Linked DNA regions of Homo sapiens: region 1 is linked to region 2. A link is a contact called in ENCODE Hi-C data. All regions are on one chromosome and are shown on one strand. Each heading gives the region's core, a stretch centred on a gene start or an enhancer-like site at or near the end of the contact. The rest is flanking DNA. Distances are from core to core; before and after follow the strand shown.

What was found. Hi-C counts contacts between places; a loop is a spot of excess contacts on that map. Pooled maps may share reads with other maps.
Region 1: a map of CD8-positive, alpha-beta T cell shows a loop between it and region 2 (10-fold over the local background). The contact joins the promoter of REG4 here to the enhancer-like site in region 2. A Hi-C loop is called at or near these places in 4 of 168 maps with a recorded cell type or tissue (CD4-positive, alpha-beta T cell, CD8-positive, alpha-beta T cell, MCF 10A and 1 more) and 12 of 50 pooled maps.

What each region holds. Positions count from the first base shown.
Region 1 is chr1:119,809,354-119,814,845 of GRCh38, forward strand. It overlaps REG4 (regenerating family member 4), which reads right to left and starts at 2,107. Exons shown (of 6, transcript NM_032044.4): 1 at 2,056-2,107.
Region 2 is chr1:120,139,349-120,145,046 of GRCh38, forward strand. No RefSeq gene overlaps it. Among named protein-coding and RNA genes, the nearest start is that of SEC22B, 34 kb to the right of the region's middle. Within about 2 kb of position 3,668, at least 8 of the 41 ENCODE cell types and tissues checked have a DNase peak (open chromatin) inside an H3K27ac peak, as active enhancers do; they include CD8-positive, alpha-beta T cell, where a contact is called at or near this core.

The sequences.
Region 1 (5,492 bases), core at 857-3,356, 330 kb before region 2:
TAAGCAGATCTGACTCCATCAGCACTCTTTCCTTTACACTTAGTTGACATCATTTTTAAAAATAAAGAACATGGCTTTATCTTTTCCCCATTAGCAAACAACACATGAGCTATTAGAAAATCAATGCAAAACTAGAAAATAAGAAGTAAATCCCATCTCCAGGAGATAATTTGGTGAGTAGCCTACAGATATCTTTCTATGCACCTCTCTCTGTGTACAATTTTATAAAAATAAGATCATATAGTCCTATAGCCTGGTTTTGTTTCTCAGAAACAGATTAATTGTAATACATTGTCTTGCACTCACATAACTTTCATGCATTTTTTATTTTTTCTTTAGTATAAATTCTCATATATAGGGTTGTGGCATCACACAACATGCACATTGTCATTTTAATACCCTTTGTTAAAATGTATGGGCTGTGATATTTACCTCATTAATAGGGCACTAAAAGGATTGGTTCCCTAAGCTCCCAGAGAATGCTTAATTTTGTCAAGTTTTTGGCTAATTTTGGTATATTAAAGAAGAACCTTAGTGTTTTAAAATATTTTATAATTACTAATGAAGTTGAACATCTTTTTATATAATGATTTGCTTTTAGTATTTGGTGAATTTTCATTTTACAGTTTTGCACATTTTTCTATTTCATTGTTTGTGAGATCTTTTTTGTATGTTTATTTGTGAGATCTTTTTTGTATGTTTATTGCCTTTCACGTGTTACTAATAGTATTTCTCAGTTTGTATTTTTCTCTTACTTATTATAATTTTTGCCATTCTGAAATTTTCAAAAATATTGTTATTTTTTATGTTTTTAAAAATAATTTTTAAATTTATATCAAAAGACTGGCCATTACTGTCACATAAGGTTAAAATATTTATCACTGTTCTATTTTCATCTGTCTGGGCTTTGTTTTAACATAAGTATGAAACTGAGTTCTGGATTTCCCTCCCAAATAATTCTTAAAATGAGTTAATTCATTGAATTCACATTTAATCATACTTTATGATTAAAAAATCTGAATATACAATCTAACTCTCAAATAATGGATTGCTTAAAGAGAATAATGTAAATGATGACTTTTCTGGAAAATCAATTCTGGGGTCCATCTGAACACTTTAAGGCAACATTAACTGAGAATGAGACAAAGCTTGGAGAGTGTGGATGTGACCTTCCCCACCCCTTACTTCTTTTTAAATCATTGCGTGAACCTTGCACTTTGCTAAACTTTCCTTCCAAAAGTAATAGTGTATTTTCAATGTCCTCAAACCCCTTTAAAACGCAAACAGAATTTCTCTGTCAAGGTGACCATCTGGGGGAAGGGAGAGGCAGCATCTTTTTTACTAATCTGTGAATAATTTTTAGTGAACTGATATTCATTGAATGTCTGCATGTCATGTTCATAAGTAAGCTGCACTGGGCCGGGTGTGGTGGCTCATGGCTGAAATCCCAGCACTTTGAGAGGCTGAGGCAGGTGGATCACCTGAGGTCAGGAGTTCAAGACCAGCCTGGCCAACATGGCACAACCCTGTCTCTATTAAAAAATACAAAAATTAGCTGGGCGTGGTGGCAAGTGCCTGTAATCACAGCTACTCAGGAGGCTGAGGCAGGAGAATCACTTGAACCTGGGAGGCAGAAGTTGCAGTGAGCCAAGATTGCACCATTGCTCTCCAGCCTGGGAGACAGAGCAAGACTCCATAAAAAAACAAAAACAAAAACAAAAACAGAAACAAAAACAAAAAACCTGCACTGTAGATCTCATGAATGCATGTTACAAATGAAGACACTGACACTTATGATTGAGTAACTTTTCTAAAGTTTCCCAGCTACCAGACTGCAGAGCCAAGATTTAACCCAACAGCTTGACACCAAAGCCAATGCTCTTTGCAGTGAAGGAAGAAAAGAAGGTAAATAATTTAAATCAAACAACACAGCAACAGAAAGCCTGACAAGCCTCACTAGAAATACAATTTGTCATTTCTGGCCTGGCTAATAGCTGACAGAGGAAAACAGATGTTTAAAGAAAGTCCCCCATCATCAACCGCGAGGAGGATTACCTGTTTGGCAACCAAGACTCTAAGGGCCCCTGCCTTCTTCAGTGTCTCCAGTGGTCCCAGTCAACGTTTCTGGAGCTTTTATATCTTCTTGCCTCAGGAATTAATAATCTTTACTTTAGTCACAAAGCGATAATATTATTTGAGAAAAACAATCCATCCATAAAAGTCTTATCTACAGTGAAAAAAATGAATCATATAAGAGACGGCTTCAGAATGTACGTAAGGTGTGCTTTGACTAGCCAGGAAAAGAACCTCTCCCTGTGTGCAAACAGAATCTTTTCTTCACATCACGTTATTAAAACTGACAACATCCTGTAATCTGTTATAAGCCCATCTTCCTCTCCCCTTATGTTACTTTTTCATGGCTGTCTTTTTATGCCTTGGTATGGTGGATTTCCTTTATTTCTCTTTTATTTCTAGAAGGATTTTCTGTCAGGGTCAGGAATAGGTTATGACCCATGCGGTGAGACTTGAGACCCACACACAGATTTTCCTTCCTAAAGCACCGACTCCACTCCTTCAACATGCGTGAGTTTCCTCAGAGATCTACTATTTGAGCTTCTCCCGCAGAACATGGATGATCATGTCAAAATAGCTTACATCAACAGAGTGTGTTACAATAACGGGTTTTCAGTGAAGTCATCAAATAAGATGCCAACAAAATCCTTGTGAGCAGCATAGGACACATATCCCCATTACACACTCAAGAAACCCAACCTTAAGAGAGATTAGAAACCTTCCGAGGTTCACAACACTGGTCAGCAGTGGACCTGGACACTGAACCTTGTCCTTCTGACTCCAAATATAGGTGTTTGCCAAAATACAGTTCTACTGAAAAATAGGCTATTTGAAAAGAGTAACAAGATTTTCTTTTCCAGTATAGATGGCAAAGGGTTAGGTTGTAGGTGCCAGAGATGACTCAACTTTAAACTACAGATTTAAGTCTGTAAAGGACCTTTATGTCTGGAAACTTTAAGTCTGGAAGGGACCATAGTAGTTATCAAATCTTACTCTTTTGTTCTACTGGTGAGGAAATTGAGGCCTAGAGAAACATTGTGACTAGTTTAATGCACAGACAGTTGTGGGTGAAGCTGATATCAGAAGCCAGCTTCCTTGCTCCCAGCTCACTGTTGTTTGGAAAATGCTACTCAACCTTTGTTATTAGATTTTTGCATCAGTTGTGTAAATTCATGGTAGGACATGAGAAAGTAATGCTTTCATGGTTCACAAAGAACATTTTAAAGAATCTCTCCCATCAGAATGTTTGACACAAACCTCTTTCTCTTTAGGCAGCTGGATGGGAATCATCATTGCTTCATGGCACAATGGCGTACAAAGATGTTAACTCCAAGCCTTTCAATTTCAGAAGTCCTGGTCCAGATGTAAGACAGAAAAGTTTTAACAAAATGGGTGATTAGATAGATCTCCTGTGTTTCCAGCAGCCATCCCAACCCTTAGTCTGCTATCCCCATGCCATTATCCAGATTTAAAGACTTGAGATGAGAGAGAAGAGAGTAGAACAGATTAGAAAACAAGATGTTCATAGGACTTTTAAGAGGTCTCTTACTGAACCCTCACATTGACTAGCTCCAAATTAAGGCATTGATAGGACTCACATAAACCTTTGAGATGTAAGAATGTAAAGGACCAGAAAATTGTCTGAATCAAAAAGGTCCACTGAATAGTAAGTTTATTTAAAAAAAAAAAGTCTACATATAAACACCTCATACATGAAATGGTCAAAGTGAGAATCCTAAAAGCCCCAAATCAGCAATGATCACCTTCAAAGTGACAAGGATGGGGATGGCACCATAATGGAGAGATAAAGTGGAAGCCAGGCAGCTTTCGAATAGTAGCTTTATTTATTTATTTATTATTTTTAATTTCAATAGGTTTTTGGGGAACAGGTGGTGTTTGGTTACATGATAAGTTCTTTAGCGGTGATTTCTGAGATTTTGGGGCACCCATCATCCAAGCGGTGTATACTATACCCAACGTGTAGCCTTTTATCTCCTGCCACCCCCCACCCTTTCGCCCGAGTCCCCAAAGTCCAGTGGATCGTTCTTGTGCCTTTGCATCCTCATAACTCCCACATATGACTGAAAACATCAGTGTTTGGTTTTCCATTCCTGAGTTACTTCACTTAGAATAATAGTCTCCAATTCCATCCAGGTTGCTGTGAATGCCATTATTTCATTCCTTTTTATGGCTCGGTAGTATGGAACACTAGCTTTAAAGTGCAAAGGAAAACAACTTTCAACCTGGAATTCTGTACCCAGCTAACCAACCATTAAGGGTGAGTATGACAAAAAGATATGTTAAAGTTATGAGAACGTAGTAAGATTGCTATCCATAGACTCATTGAAATTACTGCTTAAGCGTGTCCTTTGTCAAAAAATAAAATAATCCCAGAAGATGTGTTACAATAAAGAAATGTGTTGACTGTATTAGTTATAATAATGTTTAAAATAAAATTAATAGTAACTTTATTTCATTTTTAATATAAGTAGGAACAAAAATACCAGACAATAACAAACGAGATTAAAGAGAGTTAGGAATGAAGTTAAAATATTCTAAGATCTGATCATGATTAAATTGAGACTTCATTAGAAAATATTAATTTAAGTATATGTATTATCAGAGTACTTTTTTGATAATGCAAACTTGATGTTGCTGCACTTATGATGAAATATTACAATTGAGCCCCACATTCACCAAGACTTTCAGTATAGCAGGAAAATCTTTCTGAGTCGTACACCTTCATATCACTCTTGCCTCCAGCACTAATACTCCATCCAGTCAAATCTGTGCCCATCAACACCACATGTTGGTACTCCCTGGAACAACCCCATTCAAGGTCACACCTCCATGCCTTTTTTCATGTCATTCCTCTGCTTGCAATGCCCTTTTTCTCATTCCTTGTTTGGGTGTGTTTATTCATCTTTTAATTAGTTCATTCAATAAATATTGAATGTGATTAAGTGCAAGAATCTGGGTATATGGGTGTAGGTGTGGTAGGGAAGGGGACAGGAGGTGATAAAAAGTTGAAGAACAGCCATCTGGTTTCTGTCCTGCAGGATCTTGCCACAATGACAGCTTGGTTTGGTTTACAGCATTGCTTTGGAGGCTTTTCCTTATTCTACTCTCTGACAGCAGAGATGCCTTCCATTGTGCTCACATACCCCAGGCTCGGCACTTAAAGTCTCTATTTTCTGGTTGGCTACCTATATTTCACTAAGCTACTTCAGGTCAGGGATCACATCTCCTTCCTCTCTCTCACCTTATGTTCAGCAATTTTTAGTAGCGAAACTAACCAGCAATCCAAAGAAGAGTAATTGCTTCAAAATCTGCCTCTTTTCTTCTTAGGTATTTCCATCTAGAGGTTCTAGGGAACAAGCAAGCTCACTCATATCTTTCTTTTTCCCACAGAGGAAAAC
Region 2 (5,698 bases), core at 2,418-4,917:
TATGATTTCACTCATTTTTTTGACTGTGTATTATACCATGCTATGTATATACCCTATTTTAAAAAATCCAATCCACTGTTGATGAACACCTAGATTGATTCCATGTCTTTGCTATTGTGAATAGCGCTGTGATGAACATGTGAGTGCATGTGTCTTTTTGGTAGAATGGTTTATTTTCCTTTAGATATATACTCAGTAATGAAGATTGCTGGGTTGAATGGTAATTTTGTTTTAAGTTCTTTGAGAAATCACCAAACTACTTTTCCACAGTAGCTGAACTAATTTACATTCACACCGACAATAGATAAGCATTCCCTTTTCTTGGTAGCCTCGCCAGCAACTGTGGCTTTTGACTATTTGTTGTTTTTTTTTTGAGACAGAGTCTTGCTCTATCACCCAGACTCGAGTGCAATGGTGCGATCTTGGCTCAATGTAACCTCTGCCACCCGGGTTCAAGAAATTCTCCTGCCTCAGCCTCCTGAGTAGCTGGGATTACAGGCATGTGCCACCATACCCGGCTAATTTTTGTATTTTTAGCAGAAACAGGGTTCCACCATGTTGGCCAAGTTGGTCTCAGACTCCTGACCTTAGGTGATCCATCCTCCTCGGCCTCCCAAAGTGCTGGGATTACAGGTGTGAGGCACTGAGCCCGGCCTGACTTTTTAATAATAGCCATTCTGATTGGTGTGAGATGGTATCTCACCGTGGTTTTGATTTGCATTTCTCTAATGATTAGTGATGTTGAGTATTTTTCCACGTTTGTTGTCTGTTTGTATGACTTCTTTTGAAAAGTATCTGTTCATGTCCTTTTCCAACTCTTTAAATGTATTCTATTTATTTATTTATTTATTTATTTATTTTTGAGACGGAGTCTTACTTTGTCACCCAGGCTGGAACGCAGTGGCACCATCTCGGCTCACTATAGTCTCCACCTTCCGAGTTCAAGCGATTCTCCTGCCTCAACCTCCCGAGTATCTGGGATTACAAGTGTGCACCACCACACCTGGCTAATTTTTGTATTTTTAGTAGGGGAGGTTTCACCATCTTGGCCAGGCTGGTCTTGAACTCTGGACCTCAAGTAGTCTGCCTGCCTTAGCCTTCCACAGTGCTTGGATTACAGGTGTGAGCCACTGCACCTGGCCTGCCCACTTGTTAATGGGGTTATTTTTTGCTTGTTGAATTGTTTAAGTTCCTTATAGATTCTAAATAGACCTTTATCAGATGCACAGTTTGTGAATATTTCTAAAATTTTCTCCAAACATTAGATCTTTTTAGAGACATGTTGGATTTGACATGTGTCCATGTTTTAAGTAAGATTTTTAAAATAAGAATACAGGGCAAGTTGAAATAAATGGTAACTCATTGCATCTAGTAAGTCACACACATACACACACCATCCTCCAAAAGCTCAAAGCATGTCAAGATACAAATCACACCAGTGTTAGCCTCTTATTTATGTGTCTTAGCCCTGCCTACTCAAGAGCCTGTCTCCTCTTGACAGCTCTGTCATATAGGGTAGAAAATATAGAACAGCTGTGACCAGGGCTTACTCATCTGTACAGTCACTAGATGATAATAGTTATAAAAATTAACATGTGTAAAGGGCTTTGTGGCATATAAGCCACTACTGGGCATATGATTTTAATTCAATTTTAATCTTTATAGAAACTCCTCTCCTCTCCTCCTCACCTTGGATGGGGGTATCAAAGCTTAGGAATGAAGTGACTTGTTAAGATCTCTCACTATGCTTTTTCCTCAAGTACATAAACATTCCTGAACCTCTCTCAATTAAAAAAATGGAATTCATTCCTTATTACACATGCTTTCTAGCCAATCTTTCTTCTTTCATAACTAAGTGTTTTAGAGTAGCTTACACTCTCTGCCTCCCCCTCTTTGCATTCATATCGCTATTTTTTCCTTGTCTAAGGAATGTAATGTACTACATCAGGTCACATGCTGAAAGATTGCACCTGGGGAATGCAGTCACCCACCTACCGCAGTTTGGCTCATGTATAGATATTAAACACAACTTGAGGAATATCCTTGACTACTGAAGAAAGTAGGCAAACTCTGGGCAGGCACTCAGACTTGGGAAGCTTGCGGCATTCCTCTGAGGTCTAAGGAGCTTCCCATTCTATGGCTATCCTCCCTGTCCTTTCCTTTCTGAAGGAAAGGAAGGAAGGAAAGAAGGAAGGGAGGGAGGGAGGAAGGGAAGAAAGGAAGAATAGTTTCAAAACAAAGTTGTCTGACTACAAATTCTGTTCTGTTATTAGATCCTTTCCAATTCACTGTTGTTGTGGTTGTTAAAATAAAGCACAAATTTTTACCACTTGTAGTAGAGAGGCCTTGTGAGAGACAGTTCCTCTACTCCAGAATTGTCACCCCTGTCTCCTATCAAAATGCCTCAGATTCTTCCATTTAAACTTTGGTAATGATGTCAATCTTGGAAGACTTTCTGGGTTGAGCAGATTAAAGAAGCTGAACATGATAGAAGGGAGAAGAAAGCTGCAAGGAACAGGGACTGGCCTGATGGCCTGCTTCATCTATTGCCCAAGCTCCCCACAGCCAGCTCTGGTCCCTTGTAGGATAGAAAGTACAACACAAAGAGGTGACTGAATAACTTAATGGTCTTGGATACACAGTCAGTCCTCTGCTCTCCCATCTGAACTAACAATATTTCCTGTTCTGTTATCTGAAGTGTGAGGTTGGCACTCTATGATGACACAAGTGCCCACTTCCAGCCAAGCCAAGCAACCTTTCCTCCAGACTGAGTCAGTCACCTCCATTCTTTGTGTTCTGACCTTCCAGCTGCAAAAGTAGGGCCCAGATCTCACCTTCTTAGATTCTGAGGTAGTGAACCTGAACAGGTGAATTATAGAGCCACTGTGAAGCTCTAGATTTCCAAGGAGTTCTCCACCTTACCAGTGTTTAAAATCTGTACTTAGTTCCTATATATTTTTCCACACTTTTCATTCCCTTTCCTATAATTCCTTAATATCTCCTTTGATAGCAAAAGGGACAAATGTAAACAGGTTAGGCCATGAGCAAAATCAAGTAGGTAACATATGTCTTTGCTGCTCCATCTCCTTCCTTTCTCCTCCCTCCATTGAAGTCAGGAATCTAAAAATAGTCATCATACCTTAGTGTATATTTAAAGTTCTCTTAACTGTATCTCACAAGGGCTTTATTTTTAGTTACAAAATTTTTATAAGTTGTTTTGGCCACTACTAGAAGCAGCCTTTCAGGGAGGTAGCAAAGGCATTTTTAGGGAACATTTTTAGGAGTCTTCATCTGGGAATCACCCCAAGCAGGGAGCTCCTCAGAAACATTCTCATGCCCCGGACCTTCGTGCTCGCCACGCTTGACTGTGTAGGGAGTTTGAGATAAAATGGTCTACAGTCATTCATTTCGGGTACCTTCCTCTGGACTCTACATTTCTGGTCACTTTTCTGTCATCACCCAGCTTCTTAGGTCAGTACCCGGTGATACTCATGGTGATCCGGGAAGGCTGGACCAGGGAAGTGGAGGACAGGCTGTGCTGATGGTTTATTAAAGTCTGTGGCTTCTTACTCCTCCACAAGACTCCTCATCAGAGGGTGCGGCTTGGGTCATGCTGGGCACTCAGCAGCTTTGTGGTGGGTATCGGTTTGCGCTTCCTCCCCTTTGCTTTCGATTCAATGCTTTCCTGTTGCAGTCTGAGCAGCTCTATTTAACCGCAGCCTCACAGCAGCTACCACTGCATGCAAACTGGATCCATCTAGGGGCAAGTATAGGGCAACCAGAGGGTAAGGGGTTGAGAGGTAAGAAAGGAGACTGCTAGAAGTCAGCTGGAAATGAAAAATTCCAAAGCTAGAATGTCACGATGAATAACAACCAAGAAAACATTCCAGTACCATGAAAAAAAGTACGTTCCAGTTTACATTCGGCTATGATTTTTAAAAACTGAACCCTAAGTTAATTAGTTCAAATACAGTTTCATTAGAAAATATCTTTGCATTTTTCAAAGAAACATATAGGATAATATAAATCCTGGCTTTAATTCAAGAATTAATAAAAAAATATTAAGAATCCCAGTTCAGTTCTGATTCAGGAATAAGATAACTGATAATTTGAGGCTAGAATTTAGTCTACAGATGTTAGAGGCCCTACAGTAGAATGCTCCGAGCAGAGGAAACAGCATCTGTGAAGGCCTAGAGGCAAAAGGAAGCAGGGTGTGTTTGAAACACTGGAGGTCAGTGTGAGTGGAGTTCAGACTGATGGCAAGTTACTGATCATGAGAGGCTTATGAACCGTGATAAGAAGTTCGGACTCCATCCTAAGGACAGTGAGAAGCAACTAAAGGATTTTAAACACAAGTGGTGAATTTACAGAACTGCATTTACATAAAGAACCATCTAGTGGTTAGTGGAAAATGATCCAAGGGGAGAAAACCTGGGGGCAGGAAACTAGCAAAGGGATGTGCAAAATGCCACATAGATGGTGATCACTTAGGCCAGTGGGGACAGGGAGAAATTGATGGATTCAAATATGTAGATTATACTGAATTTGGTTATTGACTGAATGTGGAAGGTGAGCAAAAGAGGCATTAAGGATGAATCCTACATTTCTGCCTAGAAAAACTGGGTAGATGGTGTGGCATATGTTTGGATAAGGAGCATTATTGGAGGAATAGGTTTGAGGGAGGGAGTTGGTTAATAGGCTTTCAGGAATTTCTAATTGAAGTTCTAGAAAGCAGTCAAAAGAGGTCAGGGAAGATAGAGATTTGGAAATAATTGGCAGATAGATCTCAATAATGCCATGGAAAGGGATAATATTTCTCACAGAAAATGTTTAGAGAGAAAAGAGGCTGATGTAGAACAGGGTTCTGAGGAACACCAGTACTTTAGGAGTAAAGAGGAGCTTGCAAAGGATGCTGAAGACCCATGACTAAGATAGGGAAAAAACAATAGTGCAAAGGAAGAGTGAATCTATCAAAGAGGATGTGACCAAAAGCATCACATGCTACCCTGATGCCAAGTAAGATCAAGGCTGATGTATCCACTGGATTTAGTAATATGGGAGGTGGCGGGGGGGCGTTACTGTCCTGAGTGAAAGCCCTTTCAATACAATGGGAGCTGATGCCAGTTTAGATTGGGTTAAAAATTGTTTGAGAAGTGAAGAAATGGAAACAGCAAGAGCAGACATCTCATTCAGCAAGCTACACATACTACTCCTTTTCCCTCTACCTCTACCCTCTAAATTCCCTTTCACGCTGTCCCTATTTGGTAAATCTTGCTCATTCCAGGACAGGGCTGGAGTGAAGGAGATTTGCAAACAAACAAACAAAAATCTGAGGAATATATATATGTTTTTCCAGAAGCAAATTTAGCCAGGGCTGAAATTCAGGAAGTGAGTGACTTATTCCATGCTCACCAGACAAGAACTTTCAGCCAATAAAGAAGGGCTACACACTCCCTGGTGCCAATGTGGGGGTGTTGGTTACGTTAAGCCAAGAATGTGATGCAATTCTCAAGAACAGGAAGAGGTTTGGCTGGAATAGAAAGAGGACTCTGACTTGGTAGTGGTGGTAGCAGAAGTGGAGTGGGAAACAGGTAGTTTTTTCAAAAGAGTAAAGCTAGAGATTAACTGGCAAAAGCAGAAGGAATTGATAAACTGTAACTGAAAGCCTTCCTATTCCATCTCTGGTTGTAATAAAGCA